Linked DNA regions of Mus musculus: region 1 is linked to region 2. A link is a loop called in an ENCODE intact Hi-C map of the cell type or tissue named here. Cell type or tissue: heart. All regions are shown on one strand. Each heading gives the region's core, and the rest is flanking DNA. Links, peaks and the distances in the headings are about the cores only. Region 1 overlaps Galnt13 (polypeptide N-acetylgalactosaminyltransferase 13). Region 2 has its middle 130 kb from the start of Kcnj3.

Region 1 (10,597 bases), core at 1,638-9,637, 220 kb before region 2:
TCCGCCTTTATTTGAATTCCAAATACCAAAACTGTTTTCTCATTTTTTTTAAATTTAGCAACATACAATTCTTTCATAAATTTTAACCCCTTTGTTGTCATTCAGTTGTGATGTATACTTATTTTATCCCTAGACATAAGATGGAACTTCTTGACAGAAACTAGCTTATCTTTAAAAATGTTCACACATGAGAATAAGCTCATTGAAAATCTGAACAAGTAGACTAATTGAAAGAGAAATTTCAAAGCTACTCCAAATCCCATTGGTGTTTAAGTGAAGGCTTGAGAAATTCAGGGAAACATATAAAGAAAATTTACCCCTTATAGATGATGACACTAATGTTCTGAAAATACTTATGTAAGAGTCTATGGTGATGAGACATGATCCCTTCAAACACTTATATCTTACTCTTTGAAATCTGTGCTAGCTTGGCCAAAACTACCGTGAAGACTTAAATGAGTGTGGTAAGAATCTTAAAGTGGAGGTGACATCTCTCATGAATTATTTGATGGGACAAGCAAAATGATGGTTGTGGTTTTCTCATTTGCAAGATGAGAAAATTTTGTAACCACGAAGGCAGATGTTGCTGTGCTGTGTCCATAAGATACCTTTCTGTTCCTTATTTTTGTAATGTTAAAGTACTAGTTTTTAAAAAGCTCAATGTTTAAATCCTCAAAAATATTTCATGCGTTTTGATAGGGAAAATAGTGTATTGGTTTCAGTAGTTAGAAGTGACAAAGGAAGGTTCTCCCTCTGCAGCCCCTGGAGAGCTATAGTCTCTAATAAGGTCTCAGTATCCACCTACTTGGATTTGAGGCAGTTAAATCTCCTTTATGAAGTGTGAGAGCATGCACTGATATGGCTTTAACTAGTCAAGTTCCTAGTTCTTTATTTTAGCTTATATATGGAAATAATATAGGAGTTAAGAAGAAAAATGTCAGAAGCCATTGGGGGAGTGACCATAAACATCACATCAAATTAGAAAAGAGGCCTAATACACTAAGTCTTTGTGAATGGTAGAACCACCATCTATCACTTCAAAAATATTGCCCATCCTATTGTGTTATTTCTTTATAACAGTAGTCATTTTCAGTGACAAATGTTCATGAAAAAGTATCTCTTAGCATATTAAGTGGGCCTCATTATGTGATTTTCAAATATTTATATGATTGTATTCCCTGCTCTTCTCACTCCCACCAAAAATATTCCCACACATAATCTATATGAAGTGCAATGTTTTAAATAAGTTACATCTTTGAGTTTATTCTTTGTACCCTTTCATTCCTTATGTCAGTATTGCAAAAATATCATCTTTTTAAAAGTTTAGTTATGCTTCGTATTCAAATTCTAAACAGTTCATCTATGAATTTTGATAAGAACAGAAGATATGGAAAAGGGAGAATGGGAACAATACAAGAGGAGAGTCAGACTAAGCTTGCCTGAAAAGACAGATTGGGCGAAGGCTTTTTGTGAAATGATGATACCAGAGTATGTCAAGGCATGCAACAGAACAAAAGAAACATTCTGTTAATATACAAAATTCGAGGATATCCCCATAATAATCCCAAGCTTTAATTCATTACATTTTTATAAGACAATCTAAAGCAGTATACTTATATGGAAAAATATGGAAAAACATATGTACCCTTGTATGGATTTGGTTAATTGATTACTAGACCTTTTGAAAAACTATTTTTATGAACTAAAATGCTGTATTGTTATGGAGAAGATAATTTACATGCAGCCTCAGCCTTGTTTAATAAGAGTTTTCTACAATGCGCATTCACTTAACAAGACTTGCACCTCTCATAACTCATACTTCACAAGTGGAAACTTAAGGGTTCTTTGGAGAGTCACTTGTGTTAGTTGGTGTTTTGCTTGAGCAAACATTTAAGGAGTGTTTCCTGAAGTGAATACAGGTGTAAGACTAAGGCAGACTCATGAAGGAACATTTGACTGAAGCAGACGCAGGAGAAGGTGTGTTCTGATCATACAAGCACATGAAAGGACAAGTGATGAAGTTTCATGTATAATGTCATGATTATGTTAGTCCGCCTTACATTGCATAGTTGAGCTGCATTTGTTGAGACTCCATGGAGAGTTTTTTGGAAGCAGCAAAAAAACTTCTGGTGGTGTGCTAAAGTTTCTTGCTTGAACTTCTTCCCTGGTTTACGTCAGTGATGGATTGTGTTGTGTAAGTATAAGTTGAAATAAATCTTCCTCCCAAGTTGCTTTGCTTTGGGTCATGGCATTACACACACACACACACACACACACACACACACACACACACACACACACAGCATATGTATATATTATTAGAAAAAACGTATATGCATACGGTACCTTTCAGCCTTACACTAAAGCCTGAATCAGGTCACACCTCCCTAGAGGTAGGTAATGTCCATACATACTCCCAGAATTAAACAGTCTGTGCTGTGACTTCCACCTCTAAGTTTATGGTGATTTTTCCTCCACATACCCTGTCACATACACTATCCTGAATGAAATCATGCGGTATGAAACTCCCTGCTATCCTTAAAAGGGTATATAAAATCAAACCTTTCCTTTGGTCTTAGTGTTCTATCACAACAAAGAGACATCATAGACACAGAAACTTATGCAAAGGAAAACATTTAATTGGGGCTGGCTTATAGTTCAGAGGTTTAGTCCATTATTGGGAAGGATGGCTCTGGAGACAAAGCTGAGACTTCTACATCTGCATCCACAAGCAACAAGAAGAGAAGAGAGAACCACTAGACCTGGCATGGACTTCTAAAGCCTCAAAAGACCACCACCAGAGACACTTCTTCCAATAACAAGTCTATATATCTGTCTGTCTCTCTGTCTATCTATCTATCTATGTATCTATCTATCTATCTATCTATCTATCTATCTATCTATCTATTTTCTATCTATCTATCTATCTTCTACCCTTCTTTCATTTGATATTAAATCTCCATATATAGCATTGTTTTAGAATAATCTTTCCCAGATGTAGCTGCCTCTTGTGAGACTATGCCGGGGCCTAGCAAACACAGAAGTGGATGCTCACAGTCAGCTAATGGATGGATCACAGGGCTCCCAATGGAGGAGCTAGAGAAAGTACCCAAGGAGCTAAAGGGATCTGCAACCCTATAGGTGGAACAACATTATGAACTAACCAGTACCCGGGAGCTCTTGACTCTAGCTGCATATGTATCAAAAGATGGCCTAGTCGCCCATCACTGGAAAGAGAGGCCCATTGGACTTGCAAACTTTATATGCCCCAGTACAGGGGAACGCCAGGGCCAAAAAGGGGGAGTGGGTGGGTAGGGGAGTGGGGGTGGGTGGGTATGGGGGACTTTTGGTATAGCATTGGAAATGTAAATGAGCTAAATACCTAATAAAAAATTAAAAAAAAAGAATAATCTTTCACTACACCTGAAGTCGCAGTCATGGAGTTGAAGCTCATTCATTCTAATAAACATTATTACAGAGAATATTGCATCAACTTCTTTTGAAGACCATTTGCTGTTCACATTTTTATGACAATATCTTGCTTTGCTATGTTCCTAACCAATGAAAGAGTCTGAAGTGAGTGAGTGTGTGGGTGCATGTGTGTGGGTGCGTGTGTGTGTGTGTGTGTGTGTGTGTGTGTACATAAGATCTCCCATTACTCAATACTATCCTACCCATAGATTCATATTACTTCTTCTGCAAATAATATTTTAAAAAATAATGAAACTTTGAAAGAAAGAAGAAAAAGTAGTATCAAGAAAAAATTGTCCATTCTGGTCTAGATAGCAAATAGTAGGGTAGCTAGGGGTGCATAAAAAGATCGTGTTTCAAAAATTTACTTTTTTATTAATGATGATAGTTTTAATTTATTACAGAAATTACACATAACAAATACACAGAGAACAGGGTTGGAGGGAGTTTAAATAGGGTCAAACTATTTTTATTCCTAGATGCTTATATGATATGTTCAGTTTATCACAAAAGCACAGTGGTTTGGCTAAAACTGGACACTTGAAATTTTGAGATTATAAAATTCAGGTCTCTGACTTGGCTCTGAGTCTTATATATCAATAGTCAAGATTTTGAGTGATGCTATGGTTCCGTCTATGGATTACTTTTTAAGCTTCCTAGTTACTGTCAAAATCTGCATTCTTGTAAGCATAAGGCTGAGCGCATTGTTCTTTCTTTGCTTTGAAGACTTCTGCAAGGTACAGAAGTTCAGTTGAGTTCCCTGCCATGGGCCCTCCTCCAAGCAACCAACTCATCCACAAGCAGTAGAAACTTCTCTGTTGTCTAGTTTGAGGTCTTACATAACATCTTACATAACACCATCTGGGAGTCACTTTTCTGTCATGATCACAACCTCATACACAGGGGAAGAACTTTATATAGGACAGTGCACCAGAGCATAGGAACATTGTGCCATCTGTACATTGTACTACACCCACAATCAAGGAACATCTGCAAATTCAAGGAGACCTACTTGGCAAAATGGATGAGGAAAGATTTTCAATTAGACTTAACTTTCCTACTTAAAATCATTAATCCTGCAGTAACAAAATATGGATATATTTAAGCCATTTAAAGGAAATAAAGTATTGAGAGTGTACCCATTTTGCTATCAATTTTATTAAAAATGGGAGGCTTTAATAGCCATCTAGGGTGACAACATAAAAATTGGTCTAAGTGTTTATTCGTTTAATGTTTGTGGCTTATTGTATTATCTCATACTCTTGTTCTGTTTTCTACAAAGAGAAGTCAAGTATTTCAAAGACAGGGATTTCACTCTGGTATAGGAAGCAATTATTGGACTAATAGTAGCTCCTTCTTCAGTTGCCAGAAAGTACCAACTGGGAAAACAGTCTTGGTACTGTCATTGGGAGAGTAAGATTTTACACAAGAATTTCTAGTGGAAATTTTAAGGTAGGATGCAACCAAATAGAATTTTGCCTGGATTTACCATAGATGATTTCTAGTATTCAGGTATTTGATATTATAGCTTGCATAGGTGAATTCTATTATCCTAACTTGAATACAGCTCCCAAATATAAGGCATCTATATTCCTTGTTTCAGAAAAAGAAACCAAGGCTTTTCTTTCACTGTATCTATAGCTCTGGAAAGTAATGTACTCAAAGCTCCATGAGTGTTTAGCTTTCCAAAGACCTCGATTTCCCTCTTTGCCAATAACAGAGAGTACATAAATGATGTCAGCCTGTGGTAAGTAGAAAATAATCTGTCTAGTAAAGCATGTTCACAAAGACCCAATGAAAAAACATAAGGGGATGTCGGTGTCCCTTCTCTTTCACAAAATGAAGTGGGAATGATCCTGCACATAGCCTACTGGGGAGAACAAATAAGACAATTTGCTGGACATACAAAAAGAAACATCATGTTATATAAAGTACATTAGGAGGAGCAATAGTTACAATTTCACAAGTGATGTTGAAAATAAGATGAGGTCATTGCATTAATGCACACACCAACATCCTGCTTTTGTATGTGCACAAACACATATGTATATGCAGGCGTGGGTATATGTGTATGTGCATTTGTGTGAGCATGCACACTCATCCTTCTGGATGCTAGGCATCAGTCATGGACAAAATTATTTCCTTTGAAAAGTCATCCATCTTGATTTTTAAAACAGGGTCTCTTCTCAGGGATCTGGGCTTCTCCAATTAAGGAAACCTAATTGGTTAGTCAGCCCTGTGATCTGTCTGTCTCCTCCTCTTCTGCAATGGCACTACAAGTGTACATCACCACTCTTGGCTTTGTATGAACCTCACTTTCCATGCTGATACACCAAGCACCTTACAGATAGAGCCTGTATTCTATCACCAAACTTGTTTTTAGTGATAGAATTTTAGAATAATAAAGTTGTAATACATTGCAGGTGTTCTCTAAGTATGTAAGGCCCCCTTAAGGATCATAGTTGGGAGCCAAATATGTTATAGTCTCCTCTACACAAAAAACTTGGCTGACTGTCTATACTTGAAACTTGAATTAGAGATTAGAAAAAATTATCACCTGAGGAAATCTCTACTGAACAGTTTCACTGAGGAGCTCCAAACCATTTTGCTTATTTCAAAATAGTCAAAAATACAGAGAAAGGCGTCAAAATTACAGAGAAAGGTAGAGAGAAACATAGACAAATAAAATGTTTTAAGAAATAAATTTTAACTTGCTAAAAGCCTACATTTTATTGGTAAACAATCTTTAGTTTTTATTTTTCTGTATTTTTTCTGACAAATGTGAGTGTTTTATATTTATTACAACAGGAAGATAAGGGTGGTGTTATTGTAGTATAATTTTGTAGTATTTGTGTATCTTTTAATCTAGAGAGTGAAGCAATGGACATGATATATGGACAACCCTCAGGCTTTGACATTTTATAGTAAATATAATTACAAAGAATGTAACAAAAATAATTTATGAAATAGAACCTAAAGAAAAGGAAGTTGCAACTTGTGTAGTAAAGCTAATTCCTATGTACCATATCTGATATTCCTCTAAAAATAAAAATTAAAAAATAATAACAAAAAACCTTTGTGACAGTACAAAGCCAGCAGATGGCGCCCAGCTCCTGAGCAGTTTGCTGAAGACACGCAGGATATAACAAATTTCTAGCCTTTGCAGCTTGTGCTGTTAGAACCAAGCTTCTCTTCAGCTGCTTAGGCTAAAGATTTAAGAGAAAAGTGAAAAAGACCACACACACAAACACACACAAACACACACACACACACGTGTATATATATATATAGTATATGGACTTGTAATATTTTTATAATAAGTATTTTTATCTAGAGTGCTAAACACACACAAATGTATATTATATGTGTGTGCTTAATTGAATACATACACACACACACACACACACACACACACACATATATTCATGAATTTCTGGTGATACAGTTGTGTAGAGGTCACCCTTGATCTTATTATTACCACTTACCTGTGTTCTGTAAGGAAATTCTACCAAACTAGTTACTGTTAACAAGTTGGAGTTTTCATTTACACCGTGTTTTGCAGTTAGTGTGCTCTGGGGTGATTGGGCATTTGTTTGCATCACCCAAAGGAGTTAACAGAAGAATGACATATTTATAAAACACACACACACACACACACACACACAAACACAAACACACACACAGACACACACACACACACAGACACACACACACACAGACACACACACACATACATATATATCAAGGATTTTAAAGAAGTTATTTAAAAAATATGGTGCCATTTTGTTTGTTTAAGGAAATTACTTCAGGTACAGGAGTTCTTCTAACATCAAGAAAATATCTTAATGTCAAGTAATGTACCTAGTCATAGTAAAAAACCAAACCACCTTTAGCAGATGAATCTAACTCTTTTGGGTGATGCAAACAAATGCCCAAAATCCCCAGACCACACTAATTGCAAACCACAGTGTGACTAAAAAAAAAAATCCAGCTTGTTAACACCAACTAGTTTTGTAGGATTTTCAAATAGAACACAGGGATAATAATAAGATCAAGTGTGACCTCTAAACAACTGTATCACCAGAGAATCCCACTTCATCATGGGTGGTGATTTTCCAGAAGACTCATCGTGGAGTACCACTTTCAACCCTTCAGTTCTTATATACTGTAGCATCTCTGAGATTACAGACAGCTGGGAGAGGATGTAACAGCTGGAATCCTAGACAAGAATCTTTAGACCATTTCTAGCATGAGTAATAGCTGCATTGTTAGTGACACATCCCTGCTTATTACCGTATTGTTCTGTTCCCGTTGCCATGGCTGCAGAAACCAAGTGTGGCATGGCATCCATTTATGCCCACAGGGAAACAGTCAATAAAGCAGTCACTCCAGGCTGTGCATAGTCTCCCAAGGCTCCTTTTGTCTATGTGTCAGTATCTTCTAAAGACACACGCCATTTTGGATTAAGCCCCCCCCCCAACACTGATATGACCTTATCTTAACCATCAACTACAGGTTTAATCACATGTCTAAAAGCTATTACATCTAAAAAAAAAACATAATATGAAGGACACATGTTGTTTTAGAGGATCAATTCAGTACCTATCTTGATACACAAGAATGTGGATGAAACTCTATGATCTTCTATAAAGGTGGAAGTTGCTCTCCCCATAGAGAAAGAACTGATGATTGACAAGATTTGTAGGTGTAGACACCATGCAGCACCAAGAGATTACACCATCGTGAAAGACTTGGCTATATTCTTCATAAACAAGGCAATGAAGACTACATAGGATAACACTCAGAGTCTTGCTGGGTGCTTCTGGAACTTGACAAGTGACCTGACTCACAGCTGACGATGTTGATCTGTGCCAACTGAAATGAAGGGACTGGACTGTTCTGCCTGTGGTCATCATTTCTCAGAGCTTCTTGGGCCTTAAAATATTAATTGGCTCCCTTGTTACTATGGGAAGATATGATTCATAATGGGAAACTCTAAAAAACCACAAATGATACCTGCACTTTGATTCTATCATACTGGAAAAGATAAAGGAGTTACAATCAGAAAGTCCGAGTAAGAACATTGACTGTCTGGCATGAGAATTGAGAGTAGGCAGAAACAATGATTTTCAGGGGTTTTCAGGGTAATTTAAACTTCAGCTGTGAAACCTAAAGCAAATTAAATTTTAAAATGAGGATAAAATTTGATACCACATCACATTCAGAGTTTTGTCTAAAATTACTAAACAACACATTCTAAACTTTAGGTTGTCAAACCATAATCAATAAACTATTTTGATTATTACTATTATTTTACTACTCATGGTATGGTTTTCCCTTGGGAGTACACCAGAACACCTTCTTTCTACACGTATGCTAGGATTAAAAGATGTTGTAAGTTGAATTTTAAACACATGTATGTTTTTAACAGATTATACTCACATATGAAGATTTGAATTTTTATATTGTTCCTTTCCATTAATTGATATATACTGATAAAAATGTAAAGCTAATTGTACAATAAAAGCAACTGGAAATTTAATAGTCTAGAGTATATGGCGAATTGAACATGGAGTTCCTTATACATAAAGATTCCATTACTGTTTAGTTCTTATTTGCTCCTGACTGATAGAAGAAAAACAACACATAGATAATTGGCTCCTTGTCATCTTAGCTTAATTAAAATGAATGAACTTTAGCTAAATGCTTATTAAAATCAATTTAGGCAATGGAAAACAGAAAACATGCTAAATCAGCAATTTCTATAACTTAGCTCTAATTCTAATAAGTACTGATTATTACTAGTAAAAACTTTTGGTTGGTGTAGCGGGAAATATTAAAAAAAAAACAAAAACAAAAACAACAACTCCCCCCCCCCCCATACACACACACACAACCGGCAGCCTTCCCACGCTCCTGCCACCAGCAACTCTCTCTAGCTAGCCCTCGCTGTGTCTGAATGCTGAGTTCCCAGTTCTGGCTCACTTGTTTCTGGAGCCACTAGTTCCTTTTCCACCATAAACCCATGTAGTCAGCAGTCCCACATTCCAGTAACCAAATAGAACCACTAACCTAGTGGTTAGATATCAAATACCCAGTAACCCTGTAAAATCAGAAGTCGTTTGTTTGTTTGTTTGTTTGTTTGTTTGTTTGTTTGTTTTGAGACAGGGTTTCTCTGTATAGTCCTGGCTGTCCTGGAACTCACTCTGTAGACCAGGCTGGCCTCGAACTCAGAAATTCACCTGCCTCTGCCTCCCTAACCCTGTGCTGGGATTAAGGGCGTGCACTACCACGCTCGGCTAAAATCAGAAGTCTTAACGCTTATAGTTAACTAGTCAGATTTATATATCAATAAATTCTGAATACATAAGATACCTGAACAATAATATCAAGCCAATTAATAATGGTACAAGCTGCCCACCTATATTAGACAAATTATCTCAATATTCTAACCTTTATAATATCATAACTACTTGTAGCGGGCTAAAGCCACAGTGGGTCACTCCTGCCTCCATCTTGGCCTCCTTCCTTCTCCCAAGATGCTCTTTGTCTCTGTAACCCTTAGCTCAACCTTCCTTTCCCTGTCCAATCACAGGCCTCCTGCTGCCCTAATATTATTGGAGAGAGAAAATCGAGAAAATCTTGCAACAGATTGGCAATTAGAAAAAGAGGACGTTGTCGTACGTGTGTGTGTGTGTGTGTGTGTGTGTGTGTGTGTGTGTGTATAAGAATGTATAATAAGATTTCTAATATTTTAGATATATTTTCTAATGAAGGAAATATATCTCACCAACATCTGTGATAGGAAAAGTTAAAGCGTTTTGTTGTTGTGTAGGCTGGAGATAGTATATCTTGTAATGTGGCTCAATATATAAAAGTTTCAGCTACAGTAATGAGGGTCCAGAACTTAAAACTCTAAATAGCAACTGACATCAACTATGGAATCTTGAGACACCCAAAAGTCAATAGTCCTAAGAGACTGTGGCTTTGTAGGAAATATAGTAGGAGATTCAAGTTTGTGTCAAAAGTCAAGCATGCTTTGAGTGTAGAATATGAAGCAGTCAGGAAAGTCTATCTGAAGGAACCATAGTGGAGAAGAGCCTGAAGAAAAAGGTCTTGTGACAGG
Region 2 (10,597 bases), core at 850-8,849:
AGAGAGAGAGAGAGAGAGAGAGATATCAGTTCACTTGAGTACTTGAGTGCTTTGAGCTCAGTTCAGTTCAGAGCAGTTCAGTTAAGAGCAATCCACTTCAGAGCAAGTAGTCCAGTTCAGAGCAGTTTAGTTGGTGTAGTCAGTGTAATTCAGTTCAAGGAATTCAGAGGGAGTGTTTTTAAGCAGAGACATTCAGTCAAAAGCCTTGAGAAGCCAATTTGAATCAGGCAGCTTAGACAGGCATTTGGGCCAGAACAGCAAAGATGAAATAGCGATCCAGAGTTCAGAAAGAGCTCAAAGGTGAGTTTATTGAGCTATAAATCTTGGAGCATGAAGCATTCTAAGCCTGTGACTGAGGAAAGAGTTTGGCAGCTGGAGCCTTCATGGTCTGGGCTTGGAGAAGCTAGAAGCTGCCAGGCCTAGGCCTAGGGATAGATTGAAACATGATGGGTTTAGCTTAAGCCATGTATCTGTAAAGCTTGGATATGGCTCTCATCGTATTCCTCCATCTGAGGAAATAAACAACATTTATAGTACTTTGTTATAAACAATTTTCAAATTCAGAACAGGTTTTAAACCTATTTCCAACAAGATTTTTTTTTAAGTTCTATGGAATATACTATACCTCTTGGAAGTATTCCTTAGATATGATACAAATAGATGTGTTCAAAGTGATAAATTGAGCTTTTGTGAATTGGGACCCTCTTCTTAGAATTATAGAAGTGGAAAATGAGCTGCTTTGCTTTGCGCCAGGCATATTTATGATCTAGACTCCCTGCTGACTGTAAACTGCATCAGCATGAAAAGCACATGTACTGGCAGAGGCAGAGCAAGGATTTTTGCATCATAGGTTTGGGTAACAGAATAAATGGTCTGTCCTTCTAGGTATAGCCACAGTCCCTTTGCATATTCATATTTTAAAATTTGTTTTAAATTTACATTTGTTCCTAAATTGTTTACACTTTGGATTTTATTTTTGTTTTTTTTATTGCAAATAAACTCTCATTTATACAATAGAACCTATGATGAAAATAATAAAAATGTACTTAGAAAGTCACAGGTGAGAGATATGACAAACTACTTATAAGCTGAATCTAAAAACCAAGTGAACTTTGTTTGTTCTTAGCTTCTTTTGATCAGGGTAATAACAGTGAACCAAGTTAGTACATTATTGCTTTTTTTTCACCATTTCTTCAATTGAAGTAAGCAAACAATCCCATGATAGGCAAACCAGAATTAGATCACATAATTATCTAGTTAGATAAATTCATGTGAAAAGTCATAACAAATTTAACATGGCCACTTATCTCCAACTCACAACAAAGCCTAATGATACACCAAACATTCACTGTCCTATAAAAGTCATTCAACAAACTTGAAATAATGTGACCCAGGCTTATACTTTTCTGATGGTCCAAGTAAGATACGGCAACAAATGATAAAAAGCATAGTGTGTGATGGAATATTAGAAGTATTTCCTTGTAAATACTTTTCCACTGGTGTCACTTCCATCAGCTAAGATTTTTAACCCTGAATGGGTTGATATGGAATGACCAATGACCTACATTTATGAGTAAGAAGAACACGACATCTTTCTGATCTATTAAGAAAATCACAAAGGATATTCAGTTTTCTCCTCATTAAATATCTCACCACTTCTGCACTGAGACTCTTCACAAACTATGTTTGCTTTTTAATTTTTTTCTGTTTCTACATTTTCTGGCTTTCAGTATTATTACAATCAAAATAAAAGCCCTTGATTTTCTCTTTAATCCCCATAGCATCTGCAATTAAACTACTCTCTGATGATCCTCAGTTATTACCTAGGTCCAAATTCATCACCCAGCACATGCCTCTGTTCTTGAACTCATCAACTGCCGATCTTAATAATTACAATATTCTCTACTTTTTTATTAGATATTTTCTTTATTTACATTTCAAATGTTATCACCTTTCATAGTTTCAGCTCCGAAAATCCCCTATCCTCTCCCCACTCTGCCTGGTCCCCAACTCACGCACACCCACTTTCTAGCCCAGAATTTTCCCTATACTGGAGCATAAAACCTTCACAGGACCAAGATCCTCTCCTCCCATTGTTGACCCACTAGGCCATTCTCTGCTACATATGCAGCTAGAGCCATGAGTACTACCATGTGTTTTCTTTGATTGATGGTTTAGTTCCAGAGAGTAACCAGTGGGGTTACTGATTAGTTCATATTGTTGTTCCTCCAATCAGGCTGCAAACACCTTCAGCTCCTTGGGTAATTTCTCTATCTCCTTCACTGGGGACCCTGTGCTCTGCCTAATGAATGACTATGAGCATCCACTTCAGGCACTGGCAGAGCCATTTAGGAGACAGCTATATCAGGCTCCTGTCAGCAAGCTCTTGTTGGCATCTGCAGTAGTGTCTGGTTTTGGTGGTTGCTTGTGGGATGGATCTCCTGGTGGGGCAATTTTTGGATGGTCATTCCTTCAGTCTCTGCTCTGGACTTTGTAACTTCTTCCATGGGTATTTTGTACCCCCTTCTAAGAAGGATCAAAGTATCCACACTTTGGTCTTCCTTCTTTTTGAATTTCATGTGTTTTGCAAACTGTATTTTGAGTATTCTGAGCTTCTGGGCTAATAACCACTTCTCAGTGAGTGCATATCATGTGTGTTCTTTTGTGATGGGTTACCTCAATTAGGATGATATCCTTGAGATCCATCCATTTGTCTTAAGAATTTTATGAATTTGTTGTTTTTAATAGCTGAGTATTTGTTGTTTTTAATAGCTGAGTAGTACTCCATTGTGTACATGTACTATATTTTCTGTATCCATTCCTCTGTTGAGGGACATATGGGTTCTTTCCAGCTTCTTGCTATTATTAATAAGGCTGCTATGAACACAGTAGAGCAGGTGTCCTTATTACAAGTTGGAGCATCTTCTGGGTATATGCCCAGGAGTGGTATTGCTGGATCTTCTGGTAGAACTATGTCCAATTTTCTGATGATCCTCAGATATTTTTTAGGTCCAAATTCATCAACCAGCTAATGCTTCTATTCTTTAACTCATCAACTGCCAATCTTAATAATTACAATTTTCTCTACTTCTAAAGAACTGCTGTAACCAGATCCATCGACCATTATCCTTGTGCCATATTCTGTCTTAGTAGCTGTGATCTCGTTAAGGCTGGATTTTGTGTTCTAACCATGATGCTATTCTCTAGCAGACTGGCAGATGGTATTCTTTTATTCCTTGGGCCTTACCTTTTTGTTCTTTGAAGCTAAGATCTCTTTGCCTCAGCTTCCTCGAATGGCAGAGCACCTCTGCTTACAGTGCTGTATGCAAGGTCCATCCTTTCCAACATTGGTGAAACCCTTAACTGATAATTCATTAAACGTATCATAGAAAATATTCTACATCTTGTGGTCCTCACAGGGAGTGGCTCTGAGGCAATGCTCTACTGTGGCTTCCAAAATCCTACATGAAGAACTCCAGCAGCTTCAATAGTATACTTCCCAATCAGGGCCCTTATTTGGCTTCCTTCTGTCCCTGTCCCACTTCCCTCTGCCCATAACCAGGTGCTTCTTTTTTTTTTTTTTTAAGATTTATTTATTTATTATATGTAAGTACACTGTAGCTGTCCTCAGACACTCCAGAAGAGGGCGTCAGATCTTGTTACAGATGGTTGTGAGCCACCATGTGGTTGCTGGGATTTGAACTCTGGACCTTCGGAAGAGCAGTCGGGTGCTCTTACCCACTGAGCCATCTCACCAGCCCCAGGTGCTTCTTTAAGTCACTTTCCAAAGAAATAACTTGCAATCAAATCCTTATTTTGGGTTTGATTTGGGAATGCTGATAAAAGTAAACTTTTCCTATACTCATCTCAGAGCCTATTACATAGTCAGTATTGCATTTGTTGAGTGAATGAATGAAAATGAGTAAGAAACCATGAATTTCACCATTTACTTTAATATATGTGAGTTTAAATTATATCTTAAAGTTTCAAATGACTCAGACTCTTCTTTGCCATATTTGCTACTATACTTAATTAAGAATCATGTCTACACTGCAGTAAACTTAAACTTAAATTGTCATTGCTATAACCTTCTTTGCCATGTAAGCATTCATTTATGATATTTTTTCTAGAATGGAATACATTTCCAGAAGAATAAATTTTATGGATGGTATACAAATAGCAGACTTTTAGTACATGTACAATGTGTACACAGGGATGACTCACAGACAGAAATTGTTTAAAGTATGTACTATGTGCATGGTGACAGAAGATGTTCTAAGTATGCATAGTGTGTACACATGTACCAAATATATACACATTACTGATTTGAGACAGAAATGCTAGTTTTGTCTTCAAAACAAATCAATAGCAATGCTCAGATGAAAAATCATCTTTGATTTCTGCATTGATTAAAAAATTAAATGGGCGGGGCAGAGAAGACACATCTGTACTTAGAGAAAGGTTTTACTAGAGGCTCTTATTCTCAATGATTTGTAGCCATTGTGCCTTTAAATTTCTTAGGTTTATCATTATCTATATTAATTTCTCTATCAGTGTGAAGAAAATTAGATATCATATGAAACTTTTAAATTTGAAGATACTTTATTCTCTACTCTGCCCTCCACTGTCCAGCAGAGGGAGCAGTGTGCCATCCAAAGCCCTCTGGCCACATTCTTTTTGTTTTGGTTTGGTTTGGTTGATTGGTTTCCAAGTTTTTATTTTGTTTAATCTTTTCTTTTGTAATGTTTGATATTATAACTGAATCATTTCTACTTTCCCTTTGCTCCATTCACACCCTTCCATATACCTTTGTTTATTTCAAATTCACAGCTTTTTTTTCCATTAATGGTTGTTACACCCATATGTATATACACATATATTCCTAAACATAACTTATTCGCATTTTATAATGCTACCTGTATGTAAGTTTGTAGGGCTAGCCATTTGGTGCTGGATAACCAATTCATGTACTCTTCCTTGGACAAGATTCTTTCTCCTATTTTCAATATTCCTTAATTACTTATAGATCTTTGTGTAGGGTTGAGTTCTTGTCATTCTTTCCCATTCCCCTTTGGCCTGTCTACTGCTATATTTCTTCCTTGGGTTAAGTTTATGCAGTAATCCTGTGAAGAGTGTATGAGTGTAGTTTCTGATATTATTAGAAAGGGCAGTCTCACAGCAAACTTCTTGCTATTCTGCCTCTTACTATCTTTCTATCTCTTTTTCTGCAATGGTCCCTGAACCATAACTGTGAGCATTTTTGTTGTTGTTGTTCTTGTTTTGTTTTGTTTTGTTTTGTTTTAGTATTTTATCCAATAGAACTAGTCTCTCCAACTCTGCATTTGACTTTTGTGTTTTCCATACTGTTCTTTATCTGCTGAAACATGAAGTTTCCTTGATAGAGGATGAAGAGGTTTATTTGTCGCCACATTCTTACCTGAACATGGACTTTACAAAAAACATAAAAACAAAAAAACAAAAACAAAAACAAAAAAAACCACAAAGCAAAACAAAACAAAACAAAACAAAACAAAAACAAAAAAACCTGGAATATAAGTATAATATTATCCCTGACAGAACTAGTTTGTAGAAATGCAAGTTAAAATGTCAGGTAAGGGTGAAAGTTAACTCACTTCCCATCAGATCTCTGCCTAAAATCTGTTTCCGTGGTCTATCTGCTCTTTCTGTTGTTTTTCCAGATTCTTCTGGAAAAGGGGAAAGCATTTCTAGAAAAATCATTTCCAGCTATGACACTACAGCTGACCAACATATTCACACATGTAAGGTAGCATCAGGCAGTGAGTGTGAAAATGAAGAGAAGGAACTTCTGGGTCACATTGCATCCATCTTTGATCCTTTTGGATAGTAACTATGACTAGAGTCCTGATCTTAAAAATGGCGATACCATTGATTTCAGAGTGCGAACTGGTAAAGTACTATGACTTCTTAAAGGAACAGCAACAGTTTGATATAAATTTTATTGTAAATATAATAAAAACATAATTGCAAATAGGATCATAAAATGGAGAAATGAAATAATGGCTATTGAATTCTGGGGACTACTTATTTTGTCCTTGAGCATTTGGCACTTAGTGTAGGAATCTGGAAATGGTCACCAAAAAGATCATGGAACTGATAACTAAGTTAAATGTAGACTTACTTCCTTGACTTTACCATGAAATTCCATTCATGAAGAAGGTAAAACAGCTAATGTCAATGCTCGACTTTCTCCAAGTTAATTATTAGAGCATATAAATCATTTTAAAGTTGTTTTATAAGTCCCTGCAACCAAAAGCAGCAAGGTGGCTGACTGGTGGTCAAGGCTAACTGGCCTTTCTTTTCTGTTTCCAGTCTCTCTTTTTTTTTTTTTTTTTTTTCCATTTTTTATTAGGTATTTAGCTCATTTACATTTCCAATGCTATACCAAAAGTCCCCCTTACCCACCCACCCCCACTCCCCTACCCACCCACTCCCCCCCTTTGGCCCTGGCGTCCCCCTGTACCGGGGCACACAAAGTCTGCGTGTCCAATGGGCCTCTCTTTCCAGTGATGGCCGACTAGGCCATCTTTTGATACATATGCAGCTAGAGTCAAGAGCTCAGGGGTACTGGTTAGTTCATAATGTTGTTCCACCTATAGGGTTGAAGATCCCTTTAGCTCCTTGGGTACTTTCTCTAGCTCCTCCATTGGGAGCCCTGTGATCCATCCATTAGCTGACTGTGAGCATCCACTTCTGTGTTTGCTAGGCCCCGGCATAGTCTCACAAGAGACAGCTACATCTGGGTCCTTTCAGTAAAATCTTGCTAGTGTATGCAATGGTGTCAGCATTTGGAAGCTGATTATGGGGTGGATCCCTGGATATGGCAGTCTCTACATGGTCCATCCTTTCATCTCAGCTCCATACTTTGTTTCTGTAACTCCTTCCATGGGTGTTTTGTTCCCACTTCTAAGGAGGGGCATAGTGTCCACACTTCAGTCTTCATTTTTCTTGAGTTTCATGTGTTTAGGAAATTGTATCTTATATCGTGGGTATCCTAGGTTTTGGGCTAGTATCCACTTATCAGTGAGTACATATTGTGTGAGTTCCTTTGTGATTGTGTTACCTCACTCAGGATGATGCTCTCCAGGTCCATCCATTTGGCTAGGAATTTCATAAATTCATTCTTTTTAATAGCTGAGTAGTACTCCATTGTGTAGATGTACCACATTTTCTGTATCCATTCCTCTGTTGAGGGGCATCTGGGTTCTTTCCAGTTTCTGGCTATTATAAATAAGGCTGCTATGAACATAGTGGAGCATGTGTCCTTCTTACCAGTTGGGGCTTCTTCTGGATATATGCCCAGGAGAGGTATTGCTGGATCCTCCGGTAGTACTATGTCCAATTTGGTTCCTCAGAAAATTGGACATAGTTTCCAGTCTCTCTTAAGTAGTGTTTGGCTACCAGTCTACCTTGGTAGGTAATGCATTCCTCACTCCCTCCTGAAGCATCATCTCTGTGTACAGTCTCCTTGTCAGGATTTTAGTAGCTCCATTCATCAACTTTAAATTGTCAGAAGGTATCTCCAAAACTGTCTAAGGCCAGAGGTACCAAAGCTAAAATTCATTCATATCACATGCAATAAGGTCATTTCAGTCTTTACAGGTCCCTTAGAATTTTTATTTCACCCTTAAAAGTCAACTCTGTTTTCCATAGTCCACGACATTTCAGCTTGATTCCCTACCCCCTCCTCAATTTCACGCATATATATAGAAGGGTTGTTGCTGCAACAATTTTCCCTAAGGAATCTTTGAGTTCTTCTATTTCTATATATATTAAGGTAGATTATTGCTGAGGGAGTCATTTCTAAAACAGAAGTAAATTTAATTGAAATTATATCTAAACATTTTAAAGTACCAGGACTGTTGGTGTAAAACTACTGTATAACTGACTTTATCATTTACAAATATTATTGGTTTTATTAGTCTTTATGCCTCATTTTTACCTTGCTTTGAAAAACTACTTCTATTTCTTTGCCTTGGTTTATGCCTCAAGAGCACATTTTAAGTTGATATGTGGTATAATTATTCTCAAATGCATTTCTTATTGTGGGCTAAGGTAAGCATCTCTCTCTACCTGCCTTTTCTCTGATTTTTAAGAAATATTAGCTTATAATTTTCTTTTCTCTCTTCTGAATTATTTTGTGTGGGGAAAACATATCCATTCTTCAAAGATGAATGGGGCTTTTTGCTAGGTGCATCTATCATACCAAAGTGCATTGTGACCCCTGTGACTTAGAAATCTGTGATTTCTGAAGGTACCTTTGGGTGAGTATTAAGAGGAGTGCCAGGCATGAATCCTAGCCTTCTTAACATCCTCTCATTGGCATAGCTCTGCTTATGAATAATAGATTTTATGAATTCCCTATATATTCTCCCACCTCCCCCCACCTCTCGCTTCAATTCATAATTGCAAAACAAAATAGTAATTTACACATAGATTTAGGAGAAGACTGAATGTTATTATAACTAACTATGGCTTCATTTCTAAGGCTCGCTCACATTTTCATAGTCCACATTTTTGAGTCTGTGTCTTTGTTTCCCATAATTATGAGACTCAGTATACTCAAGATTCTGAAGCTTAAGAGGCATTTTTTTCTTAAATAAAAAGAGACACATTTTATATTCCTTCACAAGTTCATGCCAATTAGATAAAATATAAAAGTTGTGTTATAGCATAGTGAATAGGATGTAGAAATTATGTCTCAAAATACATTATTTTAAAGCATTTTGATACTTAGCTACAGGATTTAATGCTGGATGTAGATACTGTGCAACTGTGGTAACAAATTCATGGAAGCTAAGTAAATTCATATTAACATTGTTTCACATTTGGAATGAATTATGTTCATAACTTAAATTATTCTTTTATATACTCCACTAGCAGTTTGCATAAATGCTTCTACAGTTGAATGTATTGACACTGTTTGGATTTTCAAGAATCCTAAGTGGTGGTTAGAGGATTCTGCACCATTCTGTGTGTGTGTGTGTGTGTGTGTGTGTGTGTGTGTGTGTGTGTGTGTGTGTGTACTTGTGTGTGTGTACTTAAAGACAACTTTGGGTGTTGTTCCTTACGTTTACTTTGTTTGAGATATCATCTCATCTTTGTTGCTGAGTGGCCTAGACTAGCTGCCCTATAAGATTCAGGAATCTCCCGTCTCTACCTCTTATCTTGCTGTAGAGTAATGAAATTAGGTTGTTTATACAACAAACATTTACCCACTGAGCCATCTCTCAAGACTCAACTACTATAAATTTATATTATTCAAGCTAAGTGTAAAATATAGCTTCAAGAACAACCAAAATGCTAAAATACATAAAAGTTTTGTATTAGTTTTATAATTTTTATTAATTATTTTCATGAAGATCTGAACATACATTTCTAGAATTCATTAATGAAAATTACAAATTGCAGTTGTGGAAAGTATGGGTTTGGTGCATGTAAACTTTTTGAGATTCAGGAAATATCATTAGTGTTTTCCTATGTGCTGGAAATATACAGATAGTGAAAAGATATTTTAAATTTTTATTGTTTCAAAATTCATTTTATCCAGACATTTAAAAAGCTAGTTGTCTACTTTTAGCTTGGGATGTTAATTTAGTTTCCAATTACAGTCATTCTTCAATGAAATTATATTAAAATTTTTCTTTGGTCATAAATTTTCAAGTTTTTCTGATTGCCAAGTGATGCAGTTCATATTCATTACAAAGGAGACAGTTCAGCAACATAGAATGGTTTTGCAAATGCATGCATATTTATACATCTCTACAAATTTTATACTGCTTTAACTTCTCACTTGAAAGAAATGGATAATTCAATTAAATGATACCTAACATCTGTTTTTATATAATTTTGCTTCAAAAAATAACTTATCTATAGCTCATGAGTGTCCATCACTTGAATGAAGTTCTCCAACTGCTCCCTATTCCAATGACTGTCCACAAATCGCATACATCCTTTCAGGCTCTATGTCATTGTTCTTACTTGCCTATTTTCTCAGTGTTTGAAAACAGACCATATATATTTTTCTATAGCAGGCTATATATAATACACTAATTTAATAGGTATATGATCATTTTTCACACATTATAATCATATCTAAGCTGCCTTCCCTAATCTCATTTTAATCTCCTCCAACCTCTTTGTCACAAAGCAGCCACAGAGATCCTTTAAAGCCTAGAAAAGGTTCACATTTTTTTTCTCACTTACATTTAATTGGGGAGGGGTGGGGAGGGGAGAATCACCTCTGTCAAGTATCAGGTAGCTATACTTACAAGTACACGTGTTTGGGTCTTCTATTTATTTATTTGATCTACACGTTTGTTTTGTGCTAGTAGCATAATTTGTGCCATCTATATAATCTATCTTGAAATCTACATTAACAATTTCTCCAGTATTCTTTTTGTTCCGTATTGCATTGTTTATCAGGGCTATTTTCTGGATCCATATGAACTTTATGATAGTTTTTTTTTTCTATTTCTGTGTGTTATATTGTGCATATTTTGGTTTGGATTGTATTTAATCTGTAAAGTACATTTAATAGAGTGGTTATTTCATATTA

The links. Peaks named below come from ENCODE experiments on the same cell type or tissue, not always from the same donor. Only the 100,000 strongest peaks of a DNase experiment are listed, where the experiment ranks them.
Region 1: it touches region 2 in a loop (2.4-fold over the local background); 3 of 42 quality-filtered maps call a loop at or near these places.

What each region holds. Positions count from the first base shown.
Region 1 is chr2:55,083,929-55,094,525 of GRCm38, forward strand. The region is part of intron 11 of Galnt13 (polypeptide N-acetylgalactosaminyltransferase 13); the gene reads left to right. Among named protein-coding and RNA genes, the nearest start is that of Kcnj3, 350 kb to the right of the region's middle. In heart, for the core only: a CTCF peak has its summit at 6,566 (motif pointing right); no DNase peak of the experiment used is centred there.
Region 2 is chr2:55,301,943-55,312,539 of GRCm38, forward strand. No RefSeq gene overlaps it. Among named protein-coding and RNA genes, the nearest start is that of Kcnj3, 130 kb to the right of the region's middle. In heart, for the core only: a CTCF peak has its summit at 4,634 (motif pointing right); no DNase peak of the experiment used is centred there.